5 separate regions of the Homo sapiens genome follow, and all the other regions are linked to region 5. The links are chromatin loops, found by intact Hi-C in ENCODE. Cell type or tissue: heart right ventricle. All regions are shown on one strand. Links, peaks and the distances in the headings refer to the core of each region. The heading gives the core; the rest is flanking DNA. Region 1 overlaps ATP11C (ATPase phospholipid transporting 11C (ATP11C blood group)). Region 2 overlaps ATP11C (ATPase phospholipid transporting 11C (ATP11C blood group)). Region 3 overlaps ATP11C (ATPase phospholipid transporting 11C (ATP11C blood group)). Region 4 overlaps ATP11C (ATPase phospholipid transporting 11C (ATP11C blood group)). Region 5 holds the start of ATP11C (ATPase phospholipid transporting 11C (ATP11C blood group)).

Region 1 (6,133 bases), core at 634-5,633, 100 kb before region 5:
GTTTGGGGTTTTGTGTGTGCACATCCCGGCAGTGATTGCTGTTAGATGATGAAACAGAAGCCTGAAAGAAGCAGCAGAATGTCCACTCCTGAGCATTTTCCAAAATAGCATTTTACAGTCTCTTTACCCTAAACAGGTTTGGGTTGAGACGTGCCTGAGACTGGGGGTGGGGTAGTATGAAGTAGGTGTCTTTTCCGTGCCTGTTTCACCCTAAAAGCTGATGAAACTGCAATGGCTGGTGGAATTTCCTGCAACTGTATAATAATATTTGGTTCACATAAAAAATAGCAATGCTGAACTCAAGTAAATTCAATGTAATTGCCCACCTGCTGCCAATATAGAGTGTTAAAAACAGTGGTGTTAGTTCCTGTGATTTTGAATAATGTAGGTGTCTTTGCCAAAGCAGAGAAACGCTAAGTAGAAATCATTTTTAAAATTCCCATTTGGATGGCACGCAGTGTAGTCTGGAGTGGGAGTGTGTGATTCCTGGCACCTCGTAATGAATTGTAATTCATTAGGAGTCCATCCTGTGCTGAACTGCTTCCCATTCAATTGTCCTTAAGAACAGCATTTCTTAAAACTGGAAATATGCTGGTACTGACTCTATTTTAATGACACATCACACTACATAATAAAGTATGGCAAATATTAAAAAATATGTTTACAATATATGAATTAACAGAGAAAGCAATGTAAATTTCTTTCTCAAGATAAAAATCAACCTTTTGTACTCCTAATTTATACCTCCATAGTATAAACTGAATGCTGTAAAAAAAAATAAAGCAAGTAATTTATACCCCAAAATGGCCTCTCAATAAAAAACCTAACACAGTAATTATTTAACTGGCACCATCTTAAAATCCTATGTCTTTGCTAGTCATAAAAAAATGAAAAGCCATTGGAAATAAAATTTGTTCCTTGGTTGCCTCCAGACCTGACTAGATAAGAACTGAAGAAAAACAGAGACCTCAATACAAGACTGTTACTATAAAAGCTGGCAAAAGGATCTGAAATAAAGCCTACCTCTATATCCTTTCCATTTGCTGGCAAACTTATATTTATGAGTTAGCCATAGATCTTTGACTCTTAATCCTGGTCACACAGTGGATTTAAACACAATACTGATGCCTGGTTCTTTTATTTAATATTTAATTTTTCTGGAAGCTCCCCAGGTGACAATTCTAATTTGCAAGCACAGCTAAGAATTACTGCCACAGACTCTTTCAAACAGTGATCGTCCTTAAATAACATCCTGCAAGTTTTTAGTATGCCAGCCATAATCTTGCACTATTTCTTTAAATAATTTAAACAATTTGCTTTCCAAAGGTTAAAAATACAAATAACCCTCAGTGTTCCGTCCAACCATTTTAAGCTGCTCGCAAAGTAAGATTCCCCTTCGACAATTTATTTTGCATGTGGTTATCTCCCATCAATTATTCAGATCACTGATAATGAGAATTACAGGCCCTGATATAATGCAAAGCTACTTGGATTATCAGCAAATAATCTTAAAACCGACGTAATCCCTGGCAGTTACAGCATTACTTTTATTGGTCATCGAACTGCTTTCTGTAAGCAACCACAGCAAATAAAAGTATTTGCTCAAAAATGAACAAAAAAATTTCTTATTAAAATCTGAAGACTTGGCAATGATTTAAAATGGTTCTCCACTCTCCAGCCCAAAGCTATTTTCTTCTCTGAAGCAGGAATATTTTTGAACAGCATAGTGTCTTAAAAAGGCCAAATTCAAAATTGAAAGAGCATTTCATCAAAATTTCAGATGTCTACTAAAATGCTCCCAGAAGTCAGCATTTCCATACTAGGGCTGAAGGGGTGGGGGTATGGGGAGGAGATCACTACAGTGCCAGGAAACATTTCCAGTGTATTAAGCTTCTTGGTTAAAATAACTACAATGTATTCGGTGGTCAAATTGCTGAGGTTTCCAAGCCCACTCCATTATAACAAGCAAAAATGAATAAACTTAATGTGTAATTTACAATCATAACTCTAAAATGATCCTTAAAATTGCACTTTTCAGATTTTGCTTTTACTGCAACTTCTGAAGTGATTAAGCTGTCTCTCCTTTTGCCAAAGGAAGTGAAGCAAGACTGATGGGGCATTTTGTGTTGTTCTGCCTTTAAAGCTTAATTACAGTCATATTAACTGAAATTCTCAAACACCTGACCAAAGGACAAATGAATACATAAAGTTTATCCCTAAACACAAAGATTTCTCTAATTAGGCATTACCCAATGGCTTCACATTTAATTGAAAAAAAAAAACTACTACAGGAAATGGATATTAAGCCTCACACAAACACCTAAATCAGCAAGCACAACACTTAAGAAAAAGACTGACCATGAGGATTTGGATAAGAACAATGCCTTGTTTGGAAGCTCAGAGTGGACCTTTCATTATCTCAAAGTGATCCACTGAGCAGTTTAATTTCACCAGGGACAATCAATTCTAAGTATTCCCAATCTGATCCCCCTTCCCCCACCATGCCCTTACTCCAAGAACTTCAGGGCTCAGAAATTGTGGCTCTAAAGACTGAAATGCAGCTTCATTAAAGGATTGCTAATAGAAAGTTGATGGATCAAAAATACTGTAAACATTCTGTGATTCAAGATTCTAACAGGAATTTTATCTTTTAATGATTCAGGTTCTTCCATTTATAGGAAGTAACCTGCGACTCTCAGTGTTCCTTTGGGGTCTCAGCAACTCAACTTCCCTTATTAACAGAATCTTTCCTAACCCAAAGCCTGACAATATGCACAGAAACTTAACCAGCAAGTATACAAAACCTCAGAAGTTCCCTTTCACTTTCACCCTACCCATCTCTACACACAGCCTTTCATTCCAAACACTTAACAAAATTTAAAACTCTAAATAAGGAGATTCTTAACTCTTAAAGATAGGAGCAGTGAGGCTGAAAATCCAGCTAACCATTTACGATTACCCTCAGGAAATGGATAAAAATATACATGCAAATAAAAAGCAGGAATAAAGCAGGCCCCAAGACCTCAAAACCCAACCTGGCTGAAAAGAGGAGAAATAAATATAGATTACAAACCTCAGAGGCTGGAGGGAGAGATGGGACCATCTGCATACTGACATGCAGAAATTTGGCAACACAATGGCAGCTAAATCTCAGAGAGAATGCTGCAGATTATCAAGCAACTTGTACCAACCCCTGTGATCCTTGTAAAGTTTCCCAGAACTTGGGAAGTGAGCCAATTATGGCTTGCCTAGTTCCTGTACTTCCATGGGAGGCAGCAAAGGAAGCATCAGATGACAGTCTATTCCTTAAGAGCTCAAAGCAGTACTCTGGCGGCCTTAGCCCCATTATTGCACCATTTCATATCTTTTTGTTATTCTTCTCCAAAGACCTGATTTGCCTTTGTAACTTCTGTATTTTAAGGTGTTATTATTTTAAATATCAGTATCTTACACCACACAGTAATTTTTCCTCATCTTGGGAAGTTCTTTTCTAATCCCTGCCTACAATAAATGGACCACAATAAAAAGTGGGGCTAAACAATAAGCTTCGGAGGAAAGTTGAATTGAACTTTTAGTTGTAGTTTAAGAGGAAGAGACATAATCTAAGTATTCACTATGATACAGTTTCTCCACCCTAAGAGTCACTGTAATACAGTAAATTCAAGCTTCAAAAATATATGCAACAAAGGCCTAAGCAGATGGTTTATGTGGAAAGGTCCCTTAGGGATGGAAGACTTTTCTCACTATTTAGATATCTCAGAGGTAAGAAAGTTATATCTCAGCAGCCAACAGTAATATCTAGCAATCGCAAGGAAAAAAGCCAGTGGATATTAGGGAGAAAAATGCCTTGACCAGCATCATTACCTAGAAGAGATAAATTCTCATCCAAAAATTACTTTCTAGATCACCACAGAAGAATTTTTATTACAGTTTAAGAAGAGATAAGAAACTCTAGCTGGAGCAAAAGAAAAAATATTGTAAAACTGGTGTCTGACGACCTGAACAGGGTTTTATTTCTTTTTTCAGTGATAGTGTCATTACTATAAAAGTGATGTTTCCTAGAAAGGTCTGCCAGTTCAAATACAAGTTGGAGTGTGTCCAGCAAAACCAATGAATGCATTTTTCCAAGTAAACTGTTAAATACCATACAAAAAGCAAACTGGCTTAAAAACTGCCCGAGCTGTAAATGTAATTAATTTAAAGAGCACATCCAGGCTATAACTTTTCTTAACATCCCCAACAAAAGAGGTAGATAAAAAGCAAGTTTCCATTGTGGAGCATGGCTTAGTTGAATAAATGAAGAAAGTAAAGGGTTTCGGGGCGGGGGGCGCATTCTTCCTGGACCTGGCACAGTGGCTTGGACCTGTAATCCCAATGCTTTGCTTGAGGCCCAGAGTTCCAGACCAGCCTGGTCAAACATAGTGAGACCCCTGTCTCTACGAAAAAAAAATTTTTTTTAATTAGCGGGGCATGCTGGCACACACCTGTAGTCCTACCTACTAGGGAACCTGAGGCAGGAGGACCACTTAAGCCCAGAAGTTCGAGGTTACAGTGAACTATGATCACCACTGCACTCCAGCTTGGGCAACAGAGTAAAGACCCCATCTCTTTAAAAAAAAACAAACATTCTTCCTACAGGGAAGGCTTTCAGGGCAAAATCTGGAGAGGACAGGGAAAGCAAGACAGTTATGACTCTGAGAAATATTATTTACATTTTTTTTTTCTTCAAAATGAGACCTGGAGAAAATGGCTTAGTTGAGCCTCATTTCCTTATCTATAAAATAAGGTCACATAACGTAAGAGACTGCTTACAGCAGGATTAACAGAAACACCCAGAAATCACTTTAAATGACTGTAAACTATTCGCAGGAACAAAGGATGAGGTTTGCAGATGTTAACAAACTATAGGAATATTGAAACTCTAGCAACTGGGCCAGCATGGAACTAGGCAACGTCCTCAACATAACCCACATGTAAATGTTTTATTTAAAGCAAGAAAGTTTCTGGCTCTACAGAAGAGGCACGGGAAATTTTGGTGCTACCCCTGCCTAAAGGGGCAGGATGAATTATGGTCCACTAGCAGAGAGTGCTTGGTTTTGAAAACACTGTTCTTCAGTGTTCATGAAGAGGACTAGAGTTAGCCAGGGAGCTTGACAAGTGCCATGTTTGATGACAACTGAGGGCCACTGGAGGAGCTTATGGAGGCTGCTGTCCAGAACATATACCGTTAGTATTTTGGAACTGTTGATCTGACATCCTGACAGTAAAAATAGGAATTCGTTTCTCCCTTTGTGGCAGAGTACACAGGCACTTGGGAACTGCACTGGAATTATTGACACTGTCTCTCCATCATCTCTTCCCTCTCCCCAAAGCTTTGGATTTGAAGCTTCTGTGCACTATAAAGACTGGATGCTGCTATAAATATAACTGATGATCTGATTGTAATTATTCCTAAAACATGCTTAAAAGAGACTATATAAATTAGCAAGACGTTTGAAATGTAATGTATAACTTGGATATTGAAGCATAAAAAGAAGAGCACGACAAATATTCAGTAATGCCTTACATATAAATAAAAATTGTTTAGATTGTTAAATTTTAATGTGCCTTTGAGTACTGCCAACTAGGAATGCCACAGTAAGATAAATGGCAAGAATATCAGGACACCACACTCAATGTTCCCCAGACTGAATTACATGGAACAAGTTAATAATGAGGTTCCTTAGAGAAAGGGGAAGCCCACCCCTCCTCCTGGTTATTCACAATGCATACCCATGTAGTAAAAGCTCCATAAAGTCTTGAAGAAACCTCTTTTAACTTTGTGTAAGTCAGCATTTCCCAAAATTTTTTGACCACAGAACTCTTTTCTTCCCACAAGGAAAATCCAGTGACATCACATTCTGTACAACATGTTTTGGGCAATGCTACTGTAATATACCTCTTATCTCAGCAAACATGTCTACATATCTGGGCTACATCTATGCTAGAGTCCACTGGTAGAAAAAACACATGGTATTCACAATCAGCTATACTGGCAAAGCACTCAAGGTTATGAGGTGAGATCAGTGTTGTATTTGTGACAATTTCTATCCATGTATGCCAAAAATTGATAAAATTAAGTATTTGGCTATGA
Region 2 (6,133 bases), core at 453-5,452, 51 kb before region 5:
GACCTCATGTCAAAAACAAAACAAAACAAAACAGGAGACTATAAATGTAGGCCTGAGAAAACCTGTGAGGGCCGGAGAGAAAGGAAATAAAATCAGTATCTTGAAGGGATATCTGTACCCCCATGTTCATTGTAGGATTATTCACAATAGCCAAGATATGGTCACAACCTAAGTATCCATCAACAGATAAATGGATAAAGAAAATGTGGTATATATTACACAATGGAATATTATTCACCATTAAAAAAACAAAAAAAAAATCATGCCATTTGTAACAAAATGAATGAACCTAGAGGACAGTTATGCTAAGTGAAATAAACCAGACACAGAAAGGCAAATACTATATGGTCTCACTTATATGTGGAATCCTAGAAAAGCTGAATCCCAGAAACAAAGAGTGGTTTCCAGAGATAAGGGGGTGAGATAGGAAAATAATCAAATGGCACAAATTTTCAGATAGAAGATGAACAAGTTCTGGGGCTCTAATGTACACCATGGGTGGTATTAGATGAGTTAATTAATTTGACCGTGATAATCATTACACAATATATATGTATATCAAATCATCACATTGCACTGCACACTTTCAATTTATACAATCTTTGTCAATTAAATATTTTAAAATAATTTTTCAAAAAAGAATACCCATTAGGGAATTTGCGCACCTCTAGACTTTGGCATAGAGGCAACTGGATGCAGCAAGACTGGTGTTTCCAAATAGCACTGTCTATAGATAAAGAAATGCAAGGAAATAACTACTTTAAAAGTCAGGATAATGGTTATTTCAGAAGGAGAGAAGGTTTTTGACTGGGAGAGGGCACCTGGAAGGACTTCTGGGGTGGCTGACAAAGCTCTATTGCTTGATCTGGATGGTGATTTCAAGTATGTGTGCCTTGTAATATTGTATTAAGCTACACATTTGTTTGATTTTTTAAATTCTTGTCTCATTTTACAATAAAAAAGCTAAAAAGGAAAGAAAAAAAAAACACCTTCTTTTGCCACTATATAGGCCATCCAGGGCAGAGAGGGTACAAAAAGATGAGGAAAGAAGTTATTACCTCAAGATGAAAGATGATGAGGGCCAGGCCCAGAGCAAGAATAGTAGGAGTAAGAAGAATGAAATAAACCCACTGGTGAAACATCTTGAGAGTAGGCTGCCACAAAGTTCCAGAGGACTTTAGCAGGAGAAGGCTTAAAGAAGATAGAGAGTGATTTCAGATTTGGACATAGTGAGTATGAGATGTCTTTGGGAATTCAAATACTACTTTCCCCTTGCTCATTTTAATGTATGGCTTTCCTTTGCCTTGGTACACATCTCTCAATAGTAATACTCTATTTCCTACCATTTACAATTCAATTCATGTGTTTGGCTTTCAAATGGGATAGAATGAGGAGGAGGAGGAGGAGGAGGTAGTTCTTGATGTAATCAGGCAAAACTTGGAAAACAAAGGAGGAAGATGGTTAAAAGAAATGTTTTAGTAGTAAAAGACAAGTAAAGGAGATAATATCCCATGTGAACTACTCCACTGAAAGGGAAGAAAGGATACAGAAGAAGAGCTATTGGGTCAGATTCCCCACCTGATCAGCAAAAATCAAGGGAAGGGGGATACATCATGCACTCGCCTTATTTTCACATCTGGGACTTTCTTAAGTTAGCTATATGTAATCTAAAGGAGAATTATAATAGAAATTTGAAAGTAAGAGAGATGGTAAATAAGACAGACAAGAAAAGGTATTCTACACCAGGTTAGCACACAATGGAGAAGCAAGTAATTTTGCTTAATCTACAAGTCATAACAAACTGTCCTCACTTGGAAGAAAAGACAGATATAAGCAACTGTGTGTTAATTACAGTCTGGGACACAGCAGCCCAGGTCCATAGAGTTGGGTTGCTATGGCCCATAATTTAACAAATGCATGAACAACTGACTTTGATAACATTCAACTGGAAATATTAAGATGTTACCCTCAGAGTCCTGCTTCTATTGCATAATAAAAGAACTCTAGCTACCATTTATTGAGCACTTACTCTATGCCAGGCACAGTCTAAGCCTTCAGCATCCATTATCTGATTGAAACCTCACAGCAAGCCCATGAGGTAGGTGCCATTAATCATCACCACATTACGAATAAGGAATGCCTTCAAGTGGTAACTCTAGGGAAACAAGATATGAGGAAGACTGCATAGAGCAGACTTGGGCCTGGGCTAAAAGGAGTGCCTGCCTCATACATGGTTCAACCCAGGCCACGAGAGTAGAATATTTCATAAGGAGTATGGGCTGTATCTCCAGTTGCTGATATAGAGTGATTTTTTTTCAGGTCTTATCCTCAGCATGTTTATCTCCTACCACTGCAACATGTGGCAGTGGTAGGCGGCCGGTAGCAATTCTAAGATTTGGGATCCCAGCCAGCTCTCTGTTTCTTTCCATCAGAAATATAACCAACATCTGGCAGAGTCAGCAAACGTCAAGATGTATGGGTCTCCACTAATTCATACATTACAAACTGGCTTCTCAAAATTGGTCAAATTCCATTACAGAATTACAGTTCAGCTGCACTGAATACTAAATACATATGAGCCATTAGCTGAGACTTTGAAATCTCTTTGCTCTATGGAAATTTCTATTCTGGTAGTAGTTGTTGCATGAGATTTTATCTTTATCGCACTTTTCCTGGCAGCAGTAAAATTCCATTTCCATCAACTGTTTCCTCTCAAGAAAGAAGTCTCTCAGGAAATACTCAAAACATTGTTCAACAAAGTTCTCAAATATGAATCATTTTCAACTGCCAGGAAGACACTCCTTTCCCCCACTGTTTTGCATCATAATAGGCTTTCTCTAAAATGACAGCTTTGGGGGAAGATATACTTATTTGGGGAAAAAAGACATTTATTAACTACAGTGTAAATCCTTTATTCTTCTCCCTCTATGGCTTTGCTTAAGCAGTTCCCTCTGCCTCAACTACCTTCTCCCCAGATCTGCCTGTCCAAGCCCTACCAATGCATTCATTCAAACGAACACTTCCTGAGTACCTAACAGATTTTTGGTCCTGTAATAGGTGGTAGGGGTACAAATCAAATAAATGTATTAAAAATTTGCCAAGCAAAGATTATGGTATGATCATGGCAGGACGTGGGATCACGATGGACATTCTGAGATTTTCCTTCAATGAAAAGTTTTTTGGAAGAAAAAACATTTACAGCTGGCCCTTTAAGGACAAGCAGGAGGAATTTAACGAAAGAGAAAAGGAATTTATGGTAGCCAAGAAGAGGCCAAGAGGCAACTCAAGGGTCTCCAACTACAAGGAGCACAACTGATTAAGGACCCCATCTGCCTCAGAAACTCATCCTAGTGTCTGTACTAAGTCACACCTCCAAAGGGGTGCTCCCAACCAATCACTGAGTACAGCAGGGATACCAAAGCAGACTGTTGCTGGAAGTTGCAGGACTCCACTAACAGCTGACTTTGCACTCCCCAATAGCTTTTCTGAATCTTCTTTAGACTGCACTGCCGTCTGGAAACCTTCTGCCTAACCAGCTCTCCCCTATCCCCCCTTCACTAGGGCTCAGACTTGCATGAAGGACTAATGGCACTCCCAGCCTTCTCAGCCCCCTCACCATTGTCTGTTCCACATGCATTTTCCCCTAATAAACCCTTGCCAATTTAATCCTGTGTGTCTGTTTTTCAGAGGACCCAGATTAATACAGCATTCTATACAGAGAGCTCAGCATAAATAAATACCCAGAGGTATGAAAAATCATGATGGGTTCTAAGCACCCCAAGGAGTGGTATGTGCCTGAAGCAAGCTGTGGAAGTGTAGAAGAAGCTGGGCCAAATCAGTGGAGGCCTTGTATGTCCTGATAAGAAACTTCAACTTGGTCCTATGAGAAACAGGGAGCCACCAGAAAGTTTTAAGCAAGGAAAGGGCATGTTTTTCAAAAAACTGTTCTGCTAGCAGAACGAAGGGTGGACAGGGCAAAGCAGAAATTGGAAGCACCTCTATGTATGCTTCCATCTTGTCTGCTAGCTTGTGAGGTCCTGAAGGATGAAATCATATTTTTTGCTTGTTTTGCTTTAATCTTAGAATAGTGTTTAACACGAAGTAGCTCCTCAAGAGGCCCCACTAAATCTACAAGGTTGGGCCTCACCTCATGGCCCAACATTTTAGTTAAAGCCACTCAAAAGTTTCATGAAGCCTGGTCATTCCTGCTTGGACACTGGAACCCTCTCCATCAATCTAGAAAGAGATGGTTATGTGTATGAAGGGTAGAAGAAACTATTCCCAAACTTTGCCTCTTGCCGACTGGTTATTTCATGAACTCCTTTGAAGACAGGCATCTAATCACATTTGTTGATCCTAACTGTGGGACAAAGGTAGTCATTAGATATTTAGTTTTTGAATGTTAACCAAATCAATGAAATTTAGAGAGCCAGATCAAGCTCAAGGCCCAGAGGTCTAATCCAAAGAACATAAACAAAAATCAGAATTGGCTTCTGAATATGGACTCACTGTCCAATGATGATCTTTGGGAAAATGTAGCCTTATTTTTTTCATCATAAGGTGGCAATAAGACCTACCCTAAAATGATGTACAAAGTAAGGTGAAAATTAAATAAGAAGATGTGGCCACTGTAATTGGAAAAGAGTAAAATAAATTTTACAGACTGAATATACAATTGGGGAAAATAGACAAATCGAAGATATCAAAACCTAAATATCACCCTAACACAAAGACATCCTGGACTTCTGAATAAATATGAGAAACATAACTTACTTATTACATTGTGACATCAGCTTGCTAAGAAAGGTCATAATTAACCACAAAGTCTACAATAAAACTCTAAGTTTAACATATTTACTTAAAGACTTCATGGCTAGAAGGAAAGCATACTGATTACCAATTCTGATTTTCAACAATATCAAGGGATGGTGTGGTATTATCCAAAAATTGTCAAGATACAATTTTCATGTGTCAAGCAGCACTTTTGGCTGGAAGAGTACTTCTATGAAATCAAATAATCATATGAACCAATTCCCAGAAGGCTATTGATTGGTAGAGTTGGAGCCAACAGCCCTCCCAAAGTCCAAGGCACTGATAGTCTGATGCCCTTTCTCAGACTCATTCTCATCTCCCTGACTTGACTAATGAAACACACAGAAGCTCTTGGGCCCTGCTTGTAAGACCCAAAATAACCTTACTGAAACAACCTGAAATGGTTTGTGTCACTTAGAGAAGACAGTCTCACGTCATAAACTGTCAGATCTACATGGGCTAAGGGACTAAAGTTAGCTAGCAATGGTCTGTTGTCCATGTAAAATAAAAACGGCATCTCCAATCCTCCACACTGAGATAACCACTTCCAAACCAGTAGGCAAGTCCAGAGCATTCAGGAATACTTTATTTTTTATTTTGATGAGGTCTTGCTATGTTGCCCAGGCTGGTCTTGAACTCCTGGCCTCAGGCAATCCTCCCTCCTGGGCCTCTCAAAGTGCTGGGATTACAAGCGTGAGTCACTGCACCCAGCTCAGCAGTACTTTTTAAAATTTTCCAAATTTGCAAACTGATTTAGTAAATACCTTGTGTTATTTTGACTTGAGAAGGAGTGAAAAGTAGACAAAATGAATTCCATTTTTATAAAAGAACTTTAGGCAATTTTGTCAAAAGAACTAAACAAACAACTATAGAAATCATTCTAAGTCTCCTTTGCCATCTTCTAAAACCAGATTATTTTCATTTACAAAATACATTTAATGGTAGGAAATCAATAATGATGATAGTAATGGACACCACTAAATTGAGCACATTCTATGTGAGACATTTTACATATATTATCTGTATTCCTCAAAACTCAATGTAAATGTTCTACATTTCAAATTTTTAAAACATGAGGCTCAGAGAGACAAATGTGCCACAAATCAAGTAAATGGCAAAGCTGAGATACAAATCACGATATCTAAAAGCCCAGATTTTAGATGGCAATGAAAGGTGGGAGGGCTTTTCTCTCCTTCCAAATCTCAATTTCTACCTCACTCTCCCAATTCCTGTCCTTCCCTCCCTTCCTCTGTCTCTCTCACACAAACACAAACACATGCACACACATACCCACTCACTTCCAAAGAGAGGCGATACCATA
Region 3 (6,133 bases), core at 336-5,335, 110 kb before region 5:
GGAGGAATTCTGATTATTCCCTTCATAGGAAATGACTGCCCTCTTCTCTCCTTCATCAAGTCATGAGCTCTTAAGAGATCATGGAGCATGTCCTAAGTCCCCTTATCACAGGTGCCTAGAACAATAGTTTAGCACACAGAAGATATACAAGAAATCTTTATTAAAACTTGTGCCCTAGCCATTTACTCTACTGGTTTAACTAAAAGGTAAACTTAGTTTCTAGCACATCTTTTTTAGTATAATACAAATGTAAGATTTTAATGCAGACCAAGAAAAGTCTACTTTTTAGAGTTTTCTAACTAAAAGTGAAATTGAGTTACAGCCATATACATCAAGTTATTCAAATTAACTTGTTTATCTAAAAAGTAGATTCTCCAGCTTGGTCAGTTGCTACAAATCAAAAACAATGTTATCTCAAGCATGACCTCTATGGCAAAAAAAAAAGTTAATCACAAGAAGAAAATGTGTATAGCAGTTTTTTAGACACAATGATGAGAATTCAGTTTTTGTTACAAGTTAGTTCTTGCTTGGAGACGTCAGTAAATAGTATTTATTTATTTATTGAAACAGAGTCTCACACTGTCACCCAGGCTGGAGTGCGGTAGCGCGTTCCCAGCTCACTGCAGCCTCTGCCTCCCAGGCTCAAGCAATCCGCCCGCCTCAGCCTCCTGAGTAGCTGGGACTACAGGCACACACCACCACACCTGGCTAATTTTTGTTGTGTGTGGTTTTTGTTTTTTGGGTTTTTTTTGTTTGTTTGTTTGTTTGTTTGTTTTTTTTGAGACAGAGTCTCACTCTGTCACCCAAGCTAGAGTGCAGTGGTGTGATCTCAGCTCACTGCAACCTCCGCCTCCCAGGTTCAAGCGATTCTCCTGCCTCAGCGTCCCGAGTAGCTGGAATTACAGGCATACGCCAACACACCCGGCTAATTTTTATATTTTTAGTAGAGACGGGGTTTCACCATGTTGGTCAGGCTGGTCTTAAACTCCTAAACTCAGGCAATCTGCCCGCCTCGGCCTCCCAAAGTGCTGGGATTACAGGCGTGAGCCACCGCGCCTGGCCAATTTTTGTATTTTTTGTAGATACGGGGTCTCCCTTTGAACCATCTCCGAGGCTGGTCTCGAACTTCACCCGCCTCAGCCTCCCGAAGTGCTGGCATTACAGGTGTGAGCCACTGCACCGGGCCTCTTTTATACTATCTTTAAGTACAACTATAAACTTAAAAAGCAGCCCAGACATTTAGAACATGTTTAAAACTATTTATACAGAAAATGCCAGCTTTGGGCTGGGCATGATGGCTCACACCTGTAATCCCAGCACTTTGGGAGGCTGAGGTGGGTGGATCACCTGCAGTCCGGAGTTCGAGACCAGCCTGGCCAACATGGCGAAACCCCGTGTCTATTAAAAACACAAAAAATTAGCCAGGCGGGCGCCTGTAATCCCAGCTACTTGGGAGGCTGAGGCAGGAGAATCGCTTGAACCCATGAGGCGGAGGTTGCATTGAGCTGAAATCGCGCGCCACTACATTCCAGCCTGGGCGACAGAGACTCTTGTCTCAAAAACAAACAAACAAACAAAAAACGCCAGCTTTCCCGGTACATACAATGCATTTTATATATGCTTTGTAGTGGATTAAATAATCTGTACACAAGTGTGGCCACTAAAGATGAAATTATGTGAAAAAGTTGTGGGTCACTGCCTCAAATATGTATCATCTAATTTAATTTGAAACCAAAACTTTATAAACTTACTAAGCAAATTTCCCAAAGGAGGAAAGTTGAAGAGAATCTCAGCTTTGAGAGTCAATTATTTCATTTAAGCAAAAGGAGGCTTTAGAACTTTACTTGTTTTGACCAGTTCTGTGTTACCCAAGATTTCCAATTTATCATTAAAAATGCTGATGGTTTAGCATTAAAAATGCAGATGAGGAACTTGAGACTCCAAATAACTTTTAATGTGTCTGAATAACTTTTAATGTGTCTGAATAGCAGCAAAAAAGAAAGAGAAAAAGGTAAAAATAAAGTAGTAGATATTTAAAGTAATAATAAAGTTAGCAGTCAACTGCTCAAAGAAAACTTAGGAAAAACTCTTCTGGACATTAGCCTAGGCAAATAACTGATGACGAAGACAAAAAAGCAAATGCCCGAAAACCAAAAATAAACAAACGGGACTTAAATTAAAAAGCTGCACAGCGAAAGAAATAATCAACAGAGTAAACAGACAATCTATAGAATGGCAGAAAATATTTACAAATTATGATTCTGGCAAAAGACTAATATCCAGAATCTATAAGGAACTCAAACAGTAAGAAAAAAAATCAACTCCATTAAAAGCTGGGCAAAGGGCGGGGTGCAGTGACTCACTTCTGTAATCCCGGCACTTTCGGAGGCTGAGGCAGGGGGATTACTTGAGGCCAGGAGTTTGTGACCAGCCTGGCCAATATGGTGAAACCCCGTCTCTACTAAAAATACCAAAAAAAAAAAAAAAAAAATTAATTAATTTTTTAAAAAAAACCTTTAAAATTTTTAAAGGAAAAAAACACACAACAGATAAACATGATGGAAACTAAAGATCCTAAAATTCATAGCAGAGTACAATCAATGCTCCTTTTGCTAAAGAAGGGAATTTCCAAGTTTTGCACCAGCTACAAAATTCTGGTGATTTCCAAAATCCCTGCAGAGTACATTAAAGTTTGTGAGGCTGTAGAGGCCAAATTTTTCTAAAGAAAGTATTTGTGTTCCCAGGAGATAAAAAAACAAAAAGCATTAGGCCGGGTGCAGTGGTTCACGCCTGTAATCCCAGCACTTTGGAAGGCCAAGGCAGGCGGATCACGAGACCATCCTGGCTAACCCAGTGAAACCCCATCTCTACTAAAAATACAAAAAATTAGCCGGGCGTGGTGGTGGGCGCCTGTAGTCCCAGCTACTTGGGAGGCTGAGGCAGGAGAATGGCGTGAACCCAGGAGGCGGGGCTTGCAGTGAGCCAAGATCGCGCCACTGAACTCCAGCCTGGACGACAGAGCGAGACTCTGTCTCCCCCCCACAAAAAAAGCATTACTTTTATAAGCAAATAAAACTTAAAGTAGGTCAAAATGTTTGTCTTCAGTGTTCCCTGCCTTAACATTTATAATGTCACATTACTGGTGGTATTTGTAAACAAAAGCGGCATCCAATTAAGATAGTTATTTTTATGACTGAAGGGTGGAGAAAGAAAATCAACACTTGCTACAAAGTTGGAAGGCAGCTAACATATTCTATAAACAGTATATTTTGAAAAAATAATCCTTTAAAAAATTCTGGTATAAATACAAACAGCCAAGACAATGTGAGGAAGAAAAAGTCAAATTATGAAATTGTTGGTCTTTTCGGAGTAGACCTGAAGGCCTCCATTTAGGAGACAGTATCCCACACATTCAAAACACATGAACTTGAGGAAATCAATAGTACTACTCACTATTGTAATAATAATCACAGAAACACAAATAACAATAGCAGCTACCGTTTGAGTTGTCGCCCCATGCCAAGCACAATGCAAGAGGAGAGAAAAAAAATGAGGAAGGAACCCAAACAGCACGATGATGTAAAAAGACCTCTTTATTCAGAGCAACTAGACCTTATAAAGTAGTTCTACTCCTGGTTTTATTACTAACTCTGCTTGGTGACCATGTGCCTAAATTTCTCTGGCCTTAACCTCTTAAGACCATTTAGCTCTACAAGTCCACAATTCTGAATCAAAGGACTACTACAGACCATTTAATTGGATACCACAAGGTGAGCTGAAATTTCCAGTAAAAGAACTATTCACTATTTTAGGCATAAGTATGTCAACCTCTGGCTGAGAATAAAATTTCTGCCACTAGTGTGTAAGATTAAGAGGAAATAGACATTTTTATCCAAAATAAAATGTTCTATAGGCCTACATATCTGCTCATTAGGCAACAAAATTTTCACCTGTCCTGACCATATTTCACATGTTAATCTCCCAGCAAAACATGATCACTACTGTATCACCGCCCAAACAAGAAATTAAATGCATATTTGAAAACCAAAATGTCATATATTTTTAAGGAAGGGCATAATTTTGTGTTTCAGTTTCTAAGTGATTACAAGTGTACAGTGAACCAAATGTCACCAACTTTTATCTCTGCCTTGCCAGGGCACATGAGGAAGTGAGGAAAATCTTCAAGATCTATTCCATTCTATAAGAGATGGCAGTAGGCCAACCTAGCACCTAACCTGGTCAGCCAGAGGTAAAGACTAGCTAAATAACACTTGCAGAATGATGACTACTGAGTACTAGGAGCTATAAGAAGTGGTTTCACAGAGTATTAGCCCCATTTCACCAACGAGGACATTTAGAATCGGGGCGATTAATTTGACCAAGGTGACACAACTAGTAAGTGGTTGGGCCAGGATTTAAATACAGGTGTTCAAACTTCCAGGCCAATGCTCTTAGTCCTACACTATGCTGAAGAAAGATGCAGTCAAACGGTGACACAGCTGCAGTGACTTAACTCTTAACAGATCACAGCTGAAGCAGTGTACTGAGCAGCATGCACCCTTTGGGACGTAGGAGTCTATTAATACTTGAGAAGTGGGATGGGAGGTGGAGGGGTTGGCAGGGGAACTAGAAAGAAATGCAAATAAAGTCATTCCAGGACAGCATTCTCCAAAAGAATGCAAATTCTTTTATAAAAGAATTTGCATTCTTTTATATCCTAGTTCATCCATTCAAGGGTAATTCAGGAAGCTTTGCACAAGTAAGTAATTTGTATTTTTAGCAAACTTTACGGTTTAAAGTAATATGCATAATCAACAAGCACTGTGAATCATAACGGAAGGCAAGTGAATGATCTTTCACCTATAACAAGACAAAGTGATTTTTTAAATAAACTGTCTTTCAGAGGAATACTTATTATAGCTGGTATATGATCCATATACATGCAAATACATGTACACATACATAAATGCATCAGTTTCCTCAGAAGCACAAATTAGAATGCATTATCTGATTCACTATATGAACATCTATTGAGTTAAAACAAAAACTTACCTTAGATGAGACTATTCTATTATCACAAAATCTTTGTGCAATGTAAGCTTCTGTTTCCGAAACTGGATGATTGCCAACAAACACTGTGCGTGTGCCAACTCGTTTCTCTTCTCCAGCACACTGACCAAGAGAAAAGGGAAAAAATTCAGTTTTTCATCACATTTGTCCACACTTCTACCAAGCCCATAATTCTTGTCCAAGCATGCTGGGCCATAATCTGGCGAGAAAGTAGTAGGGAGAGGAGAAAACCTTGTTAGGGAATTCAAAATCCATTAAGCTCTTACTTGCTGACATAGTAAAGATTAGTAAAAGTGCTGTTTGAACCAACTGTTCTGAGGTCAACAGTGCAATTCTAAAATGATTAAAGAAAGTACCCTAGAGAAACAATATTTTTACTGCCAATCATTTTTCTTTCATCCACAGCCCAAATGAATCTTAACCATAACCTTCACTAGCAACACACTAACTCACGAAAGAATGGACTGGGAATATTTCATTTATTATGCAACTACTGAGGACAACCTTTCAACTACCTTACTAGAGAACAGAAAGCATAATGCAGATTACTTCTAAACACAAAATAATTGTGTATAAGTGTAAAGGTCAGAAATAGAATGGCTGCCTCTATTGAAGAAATGATCGACTTTTTCTAAAAAGAAACTAGTTATTTGGCTTTACAGGATAGTTTATTTTGCAATCTCTCAGAGCCTCATTGTTGTAAAGTTCCAATTCACACAATATATTTCTCATGCCCCTTTTACATTTTTAATAAGTAGACTCACCGAACCTAAAAGTTTCAAGATTGGGCTCTATTTTATCCCACCCTTTAATTTTGCTAAGGCCTCACTCTCTTCACTTTAATCAGGATAATACCCTTTTCTTATATAAATTTGGGACAGTCTCCTTGTATGGTACTATATTACCATATCTGAGACTACCACATATATAAGTCAAAGGATGCATGACAGAAACAAATACCCATTTATATATTCCCATTATTTTTTAGAACTATAATTCCCCAACCTAAAATGTTTTAATATATGTAGTCACAAAGATTTTCCTTCCTTTCAGTGATCTATTT
Region 4 (6,133 bases), core at 664-5,663, 130 kb before region 5:
AGACTCACCCTGTCACCTAGGCTGGAGTGCAGTGGCGTGATCTTGGCTCACTGCAACCTCCATCTCCCGGGCTCAAGCAATTCTATTGCCTCAGCCTCCCGAGTAGCTGGAATTACAGGCGCCCACCACTATGCCCGGCTAATTTTTTTGTATTTTTAGTAGAGACAGGGTTTCACCATGTTGGCCAGGCTGGTTTCGAACTGCTGAACTCAAATGATCCGTCTACCTCAGCCTCCCAAAGTGCTAGGATTACAGGCGTGAGCCACCGCACCCAGCCCTAAGTATTATTTTTAAATAGCAATCAAATTACTCCAGGTTGGGTTTCCTACATCCCAAGAATATACATTTTTAATGAAAATATACATTTTAGAAAAAAATAGATCAAATTGTAAGGTTAGCATACATGAAGTTATTTGTATAGTCACACAGTTTAAGCCTATGATTACTCCCATTTTAGAGTCTAAATATTAAATAGGCTGTGTCAATATTAAATTCAAGCAGTGCTATAAAAATTGTGGTAGCTTTTACTTGGGGCTCAGTTTTTCCACACGTAATTACCACCCTTTTACCCAAACACGAGTGTTTGCTTAGAAGTTAAAAAACAATTACATAACAGCTCTTTTCAAATATAAAACCTAAGAAAAAATAAAAATAAGAAAAAATAAAAGATTAGAGGGTGATGGGAGGCAGTATTGTATGATTAACTATCCTGAGATCAAAATGTTTAGGCAAGGTTTAGTCTGTTACCTTGCAATTGGATTCCCCATCAAGACTGGCTGTAGTGACATAACAGGTTCCATCAGTGGTGCAAGATGATAGAAGAATAAGATCACAGGGAAAGGTTTCATCTGCCTGTACTTCTACTACATCACCAACCTGGAATTGAGAAATAAATATAAATATTTTAAATTCCAAACAAAGCATTCATTACACTCATACAAAAGTCAAAACATTAGCAAGAGATTATCTCTAGCTCTGGGGCTTTGAGAGTATCTCAGCATCCTACATCATGTGAAAGGTGATGAAAGAATATTACTCAATATTCAGAATCCTCTTTAAGGTTAGAAGGACTTAGGATGCTTTCAGATTACCTTAGCACTGACCTTTACCTTTAATAAATGATTCTGACATCCGTTTGCTCTCTGATATTTCTTGCACAAATGTTTGATAAGACAATGACATTATCACTTCATGAATGAATCAAGAAAATCTACAACATGTCACAAACTGGGCACTTCATGAACACTGAACAGCCACACTCCCACTCTGTACCACGCATACTTCAACATACTTTGCCTGCCATGTGGTAACAACTGTGTTGTTGGGTGCCAGGTCCTTCTTCAGTGCTCAGAAAATCCCAGTTAATTAGAGAGGCATTGATTTTTCCCAAAATATTTGAATTTTTTTTTTCTATAGGTCACTTTCTATGAATTCATCTGCTGTCAGGAGAATCACTTAATATAGCAATGAGAAACAATTTCTTATCAGCAAGTACCCAAAGCTCAAGGAAAGGAAAAACCTGAGAGAAGAAATCATGAATAATTTAATAATGTAGGGTTAAGTAAATCATAACCATTAAAAGTTTGGACTCTTTAACCTGACTTCTCATCCCAGCTCTGCCACTTAACTATATGACCTTAAATAAGTGTCTTAGACGATTGCAACTACCTCAGAGAATTAATGTGAGCATGAAATGATGATACAAGAAAAGTACTGAGCAAAGTGCCTGGCACATATTAACTACTTCAAAGGTGTTAATTATAATTATTACTAACATCCTGCAACTACTTTACTCCCAACTTATGAAGAGTCATAACATTTTTTTGGAAAGATATAAGAAATCCTCCAGTCTGGTCCTTCCCAAGATTTTCACACCATGGTACATATTGAAAATTATAAATAATACTTTTGTACAGCACCTTCAGGTAAAGGGAAGAGGCTGCTGGATGCAGAAGATAACCCACTTTAGAAGGGAGTCAATATTTGGCACACTGACCTAGACACACTGACTGTGAAATGCTAGGTAATACATGCAACACCCAACTTCTATTTGCAATATGATTCGGCAGATAAAGATGAGGATTTCAAGACCTATTCAGGAAGAATTTTATTTTCTTTGCCAATCTTAATCACTAGCCAAGATCAACAGCATCAATAATTGAACTAACTTGTAAATAATATTTTATTTTGTTGGATTGTTCCTTCCTCACTTACATAAACACTTATGTTGCTTACACAAAACCACAATTTATGCTTAAATATGCAGAAGAGAGATAACAAACAGAATCCTAACACATCTTACAAGAAGGAGATACCCATTAGAGGTCGGAAGATGACTCTCAGGCATTGATAAATAAAACACACAAAGAGAGCATTTTTTCAACAGTTAGGATGTAGTCAGATATGAAATATAAAGGCCCCTATATCTGCAGTGCAAGCTCAGACTGACAAGATGGGTATGAGTCAGATCACAAAGGGCTTAGCAGGCCAGCCTAAGGGATTTAGGCCTCACTCTAAAGGTAAAAGGATAGGTACAGGACTTTTAAAGACAGGGAATAACATGATCTAGTTAGACAATGAACTCTAGAGGTCTATTTACCATTTTAAAAGCCACAAGAGAACATCACCACCTCCCATTACAAACATTAGGAAAAAATGGATAATCTAAAAACAAATACGTATTTTTTAGTCCATCAGAGAGCTGAGGTTGCAAAGCAACCAAGTGAACTGAATTTCAAAGGGTAACAAGTGTTTCTGAGGAGAGACAGGACAGATGAACTGTTTCATAACTGACCAAGCATAGAAGGAAGAGATGGCTACCATGAAAGTGGGTAAGAAGAAAACAACTAGATTTTTAACCAATTCCTAAAGACTGGGTGTGAGCTAGTATGACAGTTCAGAATCTCTACAAGCCTGAGAGACAAGAAGAGACCACAACCATTCACCAGCTCTTCTCTAGAGGCTTCTACTGAGTGTTCATGAGAAAGCATACAGGCAGGAGACCTAAAAGAACCTTTCTCACTGGCACGGGCATACAGGTGGTGACTGCTGTGAAGAAATAGGCACAAAAAAACCATGCCAGAATCATAGACCCCTTTCTCATATTAAGCAAATGTCATCTGCATCTAGGAGAAAGGCAGGAAACCTTCCCTGGCATAGTCTCAGGGAAACATCACTACTGTTAGAGGAGAGGTAGAAACAAAAGTGACCTGCTACAGGGGATGGGACCTGCTACAGGGAATTGGACAGGAAACCTATCATACCAATAACCTGGTGCTGATACAAGGTAGAAGTTCAGTTACTATGAGGGGGGAGGATATTGAGAAAGTCTTACCCTGAGGCTTTGGTGCATATGGCCTGCTTAATATTGTGATTGGAATGAGAAAACCAAGAAATCATTCTGTTCCTGCCAAGAGCCTTACACTGAGTAACAAACAAGAAATAGCAGTCTACCACTGGAGAAAAGGCAAGGGAACGTGGGGCGGGGAGGGGCAACCTCTGGGACTCGGGAATATAGGATGTTGCTGAAAGCAGATAGTATAACAGGAACACCATAAAAAACTCTCCGGCACACCAGGCCCCACACAAAGCTCAAGGTAATGGCATTCTACCACTTAAGGAATTTGAAGTTAAGTGACACATTAAAAACATCAAAAACCAAAGCCAGCCCAACTGTTGACTAGATTGACTCAACCGCCAACACTAGTGGCCTGACAGAAGAAGCCAGGCCCATTTCAGAACACATATACCACTGACCTCAGTGAATACCATTCTTTTACATACAATGCCCAAAATTCAATTAAAAAATGAGATGCACAAAAACACAAGCAAAAAATGAGCCATCATTGAAAGATAAAGCAGTCCATGAAACCAGACCCAAAATGTCCAGATTTTGTAATTATGAAACAGGGACTTAAAAACAGCTATGATTAAGATGTTAAATGGGTGGGGTGTGGTGGCTCACATCTATATTACCAGCACTCTGGGAGGCCAAGGTGGGAGGACCGCATAAGGCCAGGAGTTTGAGACCAGCCTCGGCAACTTAACAGAACCCCATCTCTATAAAAAATGATAATAACAGTTAGCCAAGTGTAGTTGCACACCTATAGACCCAGCTACTCTGGAGATGGAGGTGGGAGGACTGCCTGAGCCCAGGAGTTCAAGGCTGCAGTAAGCTATGGCTGCGCCACTGTACTCCAGCCTGGGCAACAGAGTAAGACCCTGTCTCTTAAAAAAAAAAAAAAAAAAAAGATATTAAATGGTACGGTATTTAGTGGAAAAGGTAGACAACATGTAACAGTGAACGAAGAATGCTGGCAGAGGGATACTACAAAAAAATGAAAATGTAAAGTCAGAAATGAAAACCATGTTATCAGAGATGAAGATTTCCTTCAACTAGTGGACTGGGTACAACAAAGGAAATAATCACTAATTCTGAAGACAGAGCAACTAAAATTATCCAAAGTGATATATAAACAGGAGAAAAAGGAGTGTACTTAAAAAAACAACAAATTACTCAAAGGAGAAAATATCAAACAGTATAATAGTCATGTAATTGGAGTACCGGAAGAATAGAGAGAATGAGTCTGAAAAAATATTTCAAAAAGATAATGACCAAGAATTATCCAAAGTTAATCAAAGCCGACAAACAATAGATCCAAGAGAACTTCGAGAAGGATAACTACGATGAAAAAAATGTAGGTATATCATAGTCAAACTGCTGAAAACTGAAAATAGAAAGAAAAATGTAAAGGCATCAAAGAAATATTATATACACAAGAACAAGAATAGAAATGAAAGACTCATTAGAAACTATGCATATCAGAAGACAATGGAGTAATATCTTTAAAGTACTGAAAGAAAAAAACCCCTCTAACCCATAATTCTATATAGCCAGAAAAATAATTTTCGTAATTGAAGGTGAGATAAAAACTTTTCCATAGGAACATTCACTTCCAGCAGATTTACACTATAAAATACTACAGAAAGCTCTTCATGGATAAAAAATAAGATACTATATGAAAATTTAAATCTGCATAGGGAAATGAAAAAATGTGGGTAAATATAAAATATAGTTCTTATTGTTAATCTTTTAAAAACAGTTTTAGGCTGGGCACGGTGGCTCCCACCCATACTCCTAGCACTTTGGGAGGCTGAGGCAGGCAGATCACCTGAGGTCAGGGGTTCGAGACCAGTCTGGCCAACATGGCAAAACCCCGTCTCTACCAAAAATACAAAAATTAGCCAGGTGCGGTGCCACATGCCTGTAACCCCAGCTACTCAGGAGGCTGAGGCAGAAGAATCACTTGAACTCAGGAGGCAGAGGCTGCAGTGAGCCGAGATCGTGCCACTGTACTCCAGCCTGGGTGACAGAGTGAGACTCTTGTCTTAAAAAAAAAAAAAAAGGTTTTAAAAAGATAATTACAACCTAGTAATTCTGCTCTAAGTTATATACTCAAAAGAATCAAAGGGAAAAACTCAGATACTTATATACCAATGTTCACAGCAGCATTAATCAAAATAGTCAAAAGTTAGAAATAACTCAAATGTCCATCAACATATAAATGGATCAACAAACTGTTATATACATAAATTGGAATATTATTCACCTTTAAAAAGGAAGGAATTTCTGATACATGCTATAACATGGATCAACCTTGAAAACATTATGCTAAGTGAAAGAAGCCAGACATAAATGGACAAGTATTGTACAACTCCACTTACATAAAGTATTGAGGATAGGGAAATTCATAGAGACAAAAAGTATTAATAGAATAGAGGCCACAAGGGGCTGAGGAAGGGAGAAATGGGAAGTTACTGTTTAATGAATAGAGCTTTGTTTGGGATAATGGAAAAGTTCTGGAAATGGATAGTGGTGATGGTTGTACAACATTGTGAATGTACTTACTATAAATAAATTGTACACTTAAAAATGGTTACTTAAAAATGGTTAAATGGGGCCTGGCGCGGTGGCTCATGCCTGTAATCCCAGCATTTTAGGAGGCTGAGGCGGGCAGATCACCTGAAGTCAGGAGTTTGAGACCAGCCTGACCAACATGGAGAAACCCCGTCTCAACTAAAAATACAAAAAAATTAGCCGGGCATGGTGGCGCATGCCTGTAATCCCAGCTAC
Region 5 (6,133 bases), core at 384-5,383:
TAATTCTAGTCTTCTAGTAATTCAAATGGAAGTACCCCTCAAAGAATTTGTCAGGCAAAAGAGGAGAACAGCGCATGGTTTACTGATCTAAGAGATGGAAAAATTGCCCCCCTCCCCCAAATTTTGAAGCCGTTTTTTAGCAATGATTATTTGATAGTAATTTTCACATTCAGTCCAACGGTATGCAGATTAATTCCTTGCCCTGGGCCTAGGGCTCAGACACAACTCCTAAGAACCTTCCAGCTTACCGCACTGGTACAAATTCCTGATACTTACCACAGTCATGGCTGCGCAGGAAAATGTGAACAGCTGAATATTCCAGCTGCAACAATAAGGTCAAAGCTCATTTCAGTATTAGCAAAAGTGATTCTCTGCTGAGATCTTGGTCGGGGATGCAAAGTACTAGCCTCAAACCTGCAGGCTGGCACCTCAACAACTGCTGCAAATTCTACTGCATGCCCTGGCTTCCTGGGCCAGCACTGCTTAATTACTAGACTCTGATACGATGCAGATCACTTTTCGCAAAAGGGAAGCAATGGGCTTTTAGACCAATACTTGAGTTGTTCGGTTTCAAATGTTCAAATCCTTAAAAAAAAAAAAAAAGGATTTCAACAACTTAAGTTTAATGATTTTATTATGATTCAGAGCCCAGTTGTTTTCCACCATAAGAGTGCCACGTGAAAAGATTATCCTTTTCCTAAATACAATTAGCTTTCATTGCCACCTTTCCCTTTTTGTCACCCCCACGCAACACTCCAAGATCACAAGAATCTATGTGAAACAGCTATTAAGAACAATACCCGCTTGCATTCTCAGGCTAAATGTGAGAAACCAATTTTAGTCACTTGCTTCAGCAAAGCTATCAGTACAAGCCATCACCTACGGATTTCAAGATGATTGATATGTACAACCTCTACTGCTCTATGCCACAGGTAATAATCTGTTCCAATTTCATACTGCATGTTCCTGGGTGGGGTCAACATTTAGAAAACCATTAACACAGCACTATTCTAAAAAGGGATGTGCAAGTATTACTTTTAGCCAGTGTACACTTGTGAAAGTTTCAAATGAAGGAAAAATGAGAGCAAATATATCCGATGTATGAAAAATGTTAGCAACGTTTTGATTAGGAATAATTGCATGAATAAAACCAAATCGACATGTTCTCAAAAGATATATTTTAAGGCAGGTAGAGGAAAGCACTCAGCTTTCAACCCTTTTTCCTAACTACAGAAAAATCAAAATTTGCAGATGAACCCTTTCTTCCACATCATTGGCAGAAATAAAATCCTATTCCCGCCACCACCTCTTGCAATTAAGGAAGTTGCTACAAATAGCAGCACGGAACGTAAATGGTCCTGTTTCGCTCCATTCTTAATGTACCCTCTAGGAGTAAACAGGTTACTCAAAAAAGTCAGTAGCCAGAAAGCGATTTTCCCTATGGCTAACTCCCATGAAAATGAAATTCCCTTTTCTGGGGATTCTGAAGGGGGTAAACGTGGACGGAGGAGTCCAGTCACAGTCCGCCTTCTCCCATGGGTTCAAGGTCTGGAGTGCTCAGTCCTCCGCGAGGCTTCAGACCAGAGATCGGCAGCACGGGCAGTGGCGGCGCAGCCTCCTCGCGGCTGCACATCCACCCGGCCCACCCTGACAATCACGCTCGCCTTTCAAACACCCTAAAGGTGAGCTTTGTAGGCTGGGTCTCCAAAGTTTGCCCGGCCTCCGGTCAGAAGCCGCCCGCTGGCTGAGCCCTAGGCAAGGCTGAGTCTTGCCCTAGTCTCCGGCTCCCTCAGCCCCCAGCTCTTCTTTTGGGCCACCGTGACAGGTCTAGGTTTACCTCCATGTGCTCGTGGCAGAGGAAACAAAAGAAAGCAACCTCCCTGAGAATAAAACGCCATCTTCGACTAATTGGCAAACTGAGGGGTCCCCGGGTCGGTCCCCCCACGAGTCCCCCCCACCACCCAGCCCGAAGGCGGCCCCCAGTTTCAGGCAGAGTTTGTAACAGCTCCGGGAAGCCCTGGTCGAATTGTCCTGGGGGCGAGGGTGGGATACCCCGAGAGCCCTACCTGCCTCCCCTCCCCGGCCGCCTGGGCACCGTGTTTCGGTGAAAAGGAAGAAGAGGGGTGGTGGTGTCTCCCAGAGACGTAACTGCCCCCTCAGAAAATTGTTGTGAGGGACCCGGCGAAGGGGCTGGCGAGCAAGCAAACCGGCACGCGCGGAGCCGCAGCGAGTGTACTTACAAAACGATTCAAGCTCCGGCGGAACATCGCGTCGAAGGCTGCCGGGCGCTGAGCTGGGCTCTACCGGGCTGTCTGGGAAGGCGCCGTCCACAAAACACACTGCGGCGTGGGCCGGCGGCGCCAAGCGGAGCAGCGAGGCGGGCGGCCGGGCCACCCGCTCGCCGCCTGCCCCCCTCGGCTCTCCGCGCTCCCCCGCCCCCCAGCCGCCCGCAGCCTAGCCGCCGCCCCGCCTCACTCGCGGCCCGCCCCCGGCCTGCCTGACCCGGGGGCGGCGGCCCCGCGGATCGCCCTTATCTGGCCCCGGCACCCCGGGCCGGCAGCTCGCGCAGCACCCACTGAGAAGGCGAGCCCGCCGCGCGGGGGAAGGATGGCGGAGGAGCGCGAGGCTCCTCCTGTGGGGAGGGGGCGCCCCCGTCTCTCCGCCAGCGCCGGGCTCGGCACCCCGCGGGATGCGCTCTTCCCCGACGCGGCACCACCGCCCGCCTCCCCGCTGGACTCCGCGGCCGCCCCCCTCGGGGCACGGGGAACCCTCCCGAGGCACCCCGCGCCTCACCTCGCCTCAGCCCGACACTACTCCCCTGTCTCTGTCGGGAGCCACAGCCTCCCTCGCCCCGGCCCTAACTCGTCCGCCGTGCCGCGCCGCGCCGTTTCGCTCGCAGCCCCTCCTCGGTCCGCGGCTGCCGCGCCGCCCCGCGCTCTGGTCCCGCACTCGGGCCAGGGAGCCTGGGTACAGCCAACCGGCCCGCCCTGAGCCAGCCGACGGCCAGACTCCCTCTTCCGGGCGTGGTGGAGCCGGGCTCTGAGGCAGGGCACCGTGAAGACCCCAGCGCGGGAGGGGCGGGGCGGGGTGCGAGGGGGGACTAGTTCTGAAAGCCCACCCTCCTCATCTGCACCGACGAGGGTTCCCCCTCGACCCTCGCGCCGCTGTACTCCCACCTACGCGGCTTTCCCTCCTCTCAGTCTTTCTCTCGTCCTGCCTGCCCACCTAAGCCTTCTTACTTCCACTTTCTCTGAGGTTGTAAAGTCAGGCTTTGTGTCGTTGCTGCTGCGCAGCGGGGCGGGATTTCCCTGACCCCCACCCCGCCCCACCCAGGCCCCTCCCGCTCGCCCCCTCCCCCTCCTTGCTCCCGGGGCAGCCTGGGAGTTGTAGTCCAACCGTCCCCCTACTTCGCCTGGTACCGCGGGCTGGGAGCTCCCCCACACGCTAGTCCCGGGTTTGCCCAGAGGGTTGAAGAAGGAAGCGCGGGCTGAACAGCGGGTTCTCCACGCCGGCCGGCTGGGTGTGGAGGCCGGGCGCACTCGGTAGCCTTCCTAGCGGTGGGACATGTGAGAAGGCTAAATTAGGCAAAGCTCCGAATCCTGGGAGCTTTCCCTGGAACGCAAAATGTGCGCATCAGGAAACCCTCTACACCCTCGGCCCCCAGCTTAGAGCTGGAATTTGCGAAACTTTAAAAATTACAAAAGAAAAGCGAGTCCAGAATTGCCACGAGGCTGGGCATCCCTCCCAACTACCACAACCCCACCCCTTTTCACCGCCCCTTAAGGCGGGGCCCAAGGCTGTTGGAGAAGAACTTGCAGATTCTTCTATAAAAGTCAAAAAGAAGGAAAGGGAGTTCAGAGACTCTTACACGAGTCTTCCGCCTCGCCGCGTTCTCCTGCCAGTTTAGAGCTGGGGACAGGGCCCAGCCACACCACAGGCCTTCCCAAAGGTCGCGAATAGGCCTTTACTACTAGGCATAGGCGCTTCTCCTTTACCCTCCGGAGTTCGGATTCATTTCAACAAACCTTTGCTGGGAATTTTCTTTGTACCAGGCACTGTGCCAGGGCTGGACACAGCGATTTCTTAAAAGACCTCCCCAACAGGGTGGTCGCAATCTGGTTGGGGGATACAAACAAGCGAAAATGCCACGTTAGAATTTAATAATAGCTAGAGTTCAAAGTGCTAGAGAAATAGGGGAGAGCGACATTGCATCTGAAAATGGGGTTTGGGAAGTTTTCCTAAAAGCCCTGGAGATTAAACTAGCCCTTGAAACGTGGGAAGGCTTTAGAGGGACCTGACTGAGCCCAAGGGGACAAAGTCCAGGGTAGAGGGAGAGGTCGGTGAAAAAGCGCAGGACAAACTAAGAAAGAGATCACGCTGTAGTGGCAGACGCCCAGGACGTGTAGGTAAGGGCGGCTCGAACGAAAGCTAAAATCTAAAACTCTTCAAAAACATGTTACGAAGTTTGAACTTCATTCTGCGATCAACGAGAAGCCCATCTCCCAATAAAATGCAAATGCAGGAGACCTAAGGTTTGTTCCCAAACTGTCCTAACTGCCAAGAAGTAAAACCAACCGTTTTCAATTCTTCCCCTCTTATGATTCCTTCTCTGCTCACAGTTGAGCCTGTATCTAATGATTTTTAAGATTTATGTTAAATTTATATTTATATTAATCAGATATTATGATATTTTATTGACAAAAGAGATCTAAAGTTTTGCTCTCTACTGCTTTAAAGATTTTCAAATAGAGTTATTTTCTAGCTTTCTAGCTTTACCTTTTTTTTTTTTTTTTTTTTGAGACAGTCTCACTCTGTCACCCAGGCTGGAGTGCAGTGGCGCGATCTTGGCTCACTGCAGCCTCTGCCTCCTGGGTTCAAGTGATTCTCGTGCCTCAGCCTCCCAAGTAGCTGGGATTACAGATGCCTGCCACCACACCCGGCTAATTTTTGTATTTTTAGTAGAGACGGGGTTTCACCATCTTGCCCAGGTCTCGATCTCCTGACCTCAGGTGATCCACCCGCCTCGGCCTCCCAAAGTGCTAGGATTACAGGCGTGAGCCACCATGCCCGGCCTCTAGCTTTACTTTTATTGAACACAGCAAATACTGTAATTTCTTCACTAGTTTATTTGTTGAACGACTGCTATGTGGCAGACATTATTCTAGATACTGGAATTGGGAGGTGGAGGAGGTTATTGTCTTTAGTTCTAGGTATAAGTCTAGAATTCTTACCAAAATACATCCTTATCAATAAAATAATAAACTAATTTAGACATTTGGGGATACAAGTGCTTGCTAGTGAATAGTAAATAATATCGTTCCAAATTCAATTCTGTTAAACAAGTGGAAAAAATGTACTTTGCTTATAGATTCAAACAGATCAACTTTAAAAAATATTAGAGACCTGAAATTTTTTTTTGTTTGCATTATGCTCTCATACATACCCATTGTCATGTTACTGCAGCCTAATCACAGGAATTTTAAGATTCCTCAAGATATAGCAGTATTGGGCCAGGCGCGGTGGCTCACACCTGTAATCCCAGCACTTTGGGAGGCCAAGGTGAGTGGATCACCTGAGGTCAGGAGTTCGAGACCAGCCTGGGCAACATGGTGAAACCCTGTATCTACTGAAAATACAAAAATTATCCAGGTGTGGTGGCGGATGCCTGTAGTCCCAGCTACTCAGGAGGCTAAGACAGGACAATTGAATCGCTTGAACCTGGGAGGTGTAGGTTGCAGTGAGCCGAGATCGCACCACTGCACTCCAGCCTGGGTGACAAGAGCAAAACTCCATCCCCACCCCCCAAAAAAGATATAGCAGTATTGTTGATTTTTATTTGTTATAATTCTGCTATTTATTCTCTCAATTTATTTCAATACGCCACCTATACTCATGGGTCCAGTCTAATTTGCTCAACTATAAAAATGCAATTCCAGGCATTTTTATGGGATTTTTATTCCAGGTATTTTTATGGGAGGCCGAGGCAGGCAGATTACCTGAAGTCAGGAGTTTGAAACCAGCCTGAACAACATAGCGAAACCCTGTCTCTACTAAAAATACAAAAATTAGCTGGGCGTGGTGGCACGCACCTGTAATCCCAGCTACTCGGGATCGGGAGGCTGAGGCAGGAGAA

What was found. Hi-C counts contacts between places; a loop is a spot of excess contacts. Peaks named below come from ENCODE experiments on the same cell type or tissue, not always from the same donor. Only the 100,000 strongest peaks of a DNase experiment are listed, where the experiment ranks them.
Region 1: a loop joins it to region 5, with 4 times the contacts of the local background. A loop is called at or near these places in 25 of 110 quality-filtered maps.
Region 2: a loop joins it to region 5, with 3 times the contacts of the local background. A loop is called at or near these places in 13 of 110 quality-filtered maps.
Region 3: a loop joins it to region 5, with 2.7 times the contacts of the local background. A loop is called at or near these places in 28 of 110 quality-filtered maps.
Region 4: a loop joins it to region 5, with 5 times the contacts of the local background. A loop is called at or near these places in 7 of 110 quality-filtered maps.

What each region holds. Positions count from the first base shown.
Region 1 is chrX:139,829,081-139,835,213 of GRCh38, forward strand. All of the region lies in intron 1 of ATP11C (ATPase phospholipid transporting 11C (ATP11C blood group)), which reads right to left. Among named protein-coding and RNA genes, the nearest start is that of MIR505, 92 kb to the right of the region's middle. In heart right ventricle, for the core only: no CTCF peak of the experiment used is centred there; no DNase peak of the experiment used is centred there; H3K27ac peaks cover 1,080 bases.
Region 2 is chrX:139,879,098-139,885,230 of GRCh38, forward strand. The region is part of intron 1 of ATP11C (ATPase phospholipid transporting 11C (ATP11C blood group)); the gene reads right to left. Among named protein-coding and RNA genes, the nearest start is that of MIR505, 42 kb to the right of the region's middle. In heart right ventricle, for the core only: no CTCF peak of the experiment used is centred there; no DNase peak of the experiment used is centred there; H3K27ac peaks cover 1,631 bases.
Region 3 is chrX:139,821,652-139,827,784 of GRCh38, forward strand. ATP11C (ATPase phospholipid transporting 11C (ATP11C blood group)) reads right to left here. Exons shown (of 30, transcript NM_001353812.2): 2 at 5,053-5,172. Among named protein-coding and RNA genes, the nearest start is that of MIR505, 100 kb to the right of the region's middle. In heart right ventricle, for the core only: no CTCF peak of the experiment used is centred there; no DNase peak of the experiment used is centred there.
Region 4 is chrX:139,803,724-139,809,856 of GRCh38, forward strand. ATP11C (ATPase phospholipid transporting 11C (ATP11C blood group)) reads right to left here. Exons shown (of 30, transcript NM_001353812.2): 6 at 748-876. Among named protein-coding and RNA genes, the nearest start is that of MCF2, 99 kb to the left of the region's middle. In heart right ventricle, for the core only: no CTCF peak of the experiment used is centred there; no DNase peak of the experiment used is centred there.
Region 5 is chrX:139,929,776-139,935,908 of GRCh38, forward strand. It overlaps ATP11C (ATPase phospholipid transporting 11C (ATP11C blood group)), which reads right to left and starts at 3,278. Exons shown (of 30, transcript NM_001353812.2): 1 at 2,241-3,278. The coding sequence starts at 2,267. RefSeq lists silencers at 2,305-2,464, 2,505-2,744 and enhancers at 3,525-3,874, 3,915-3,964. In heart right ventricle, for the core only: a CTCF peak has its summit at 3,439; DNase peaks (open chromatin) are centred at 2,446, 3,366 and 3,796; H3K4me3 peaks cover 3,224 bases; H3K27ac peaks cover 2,368 bases.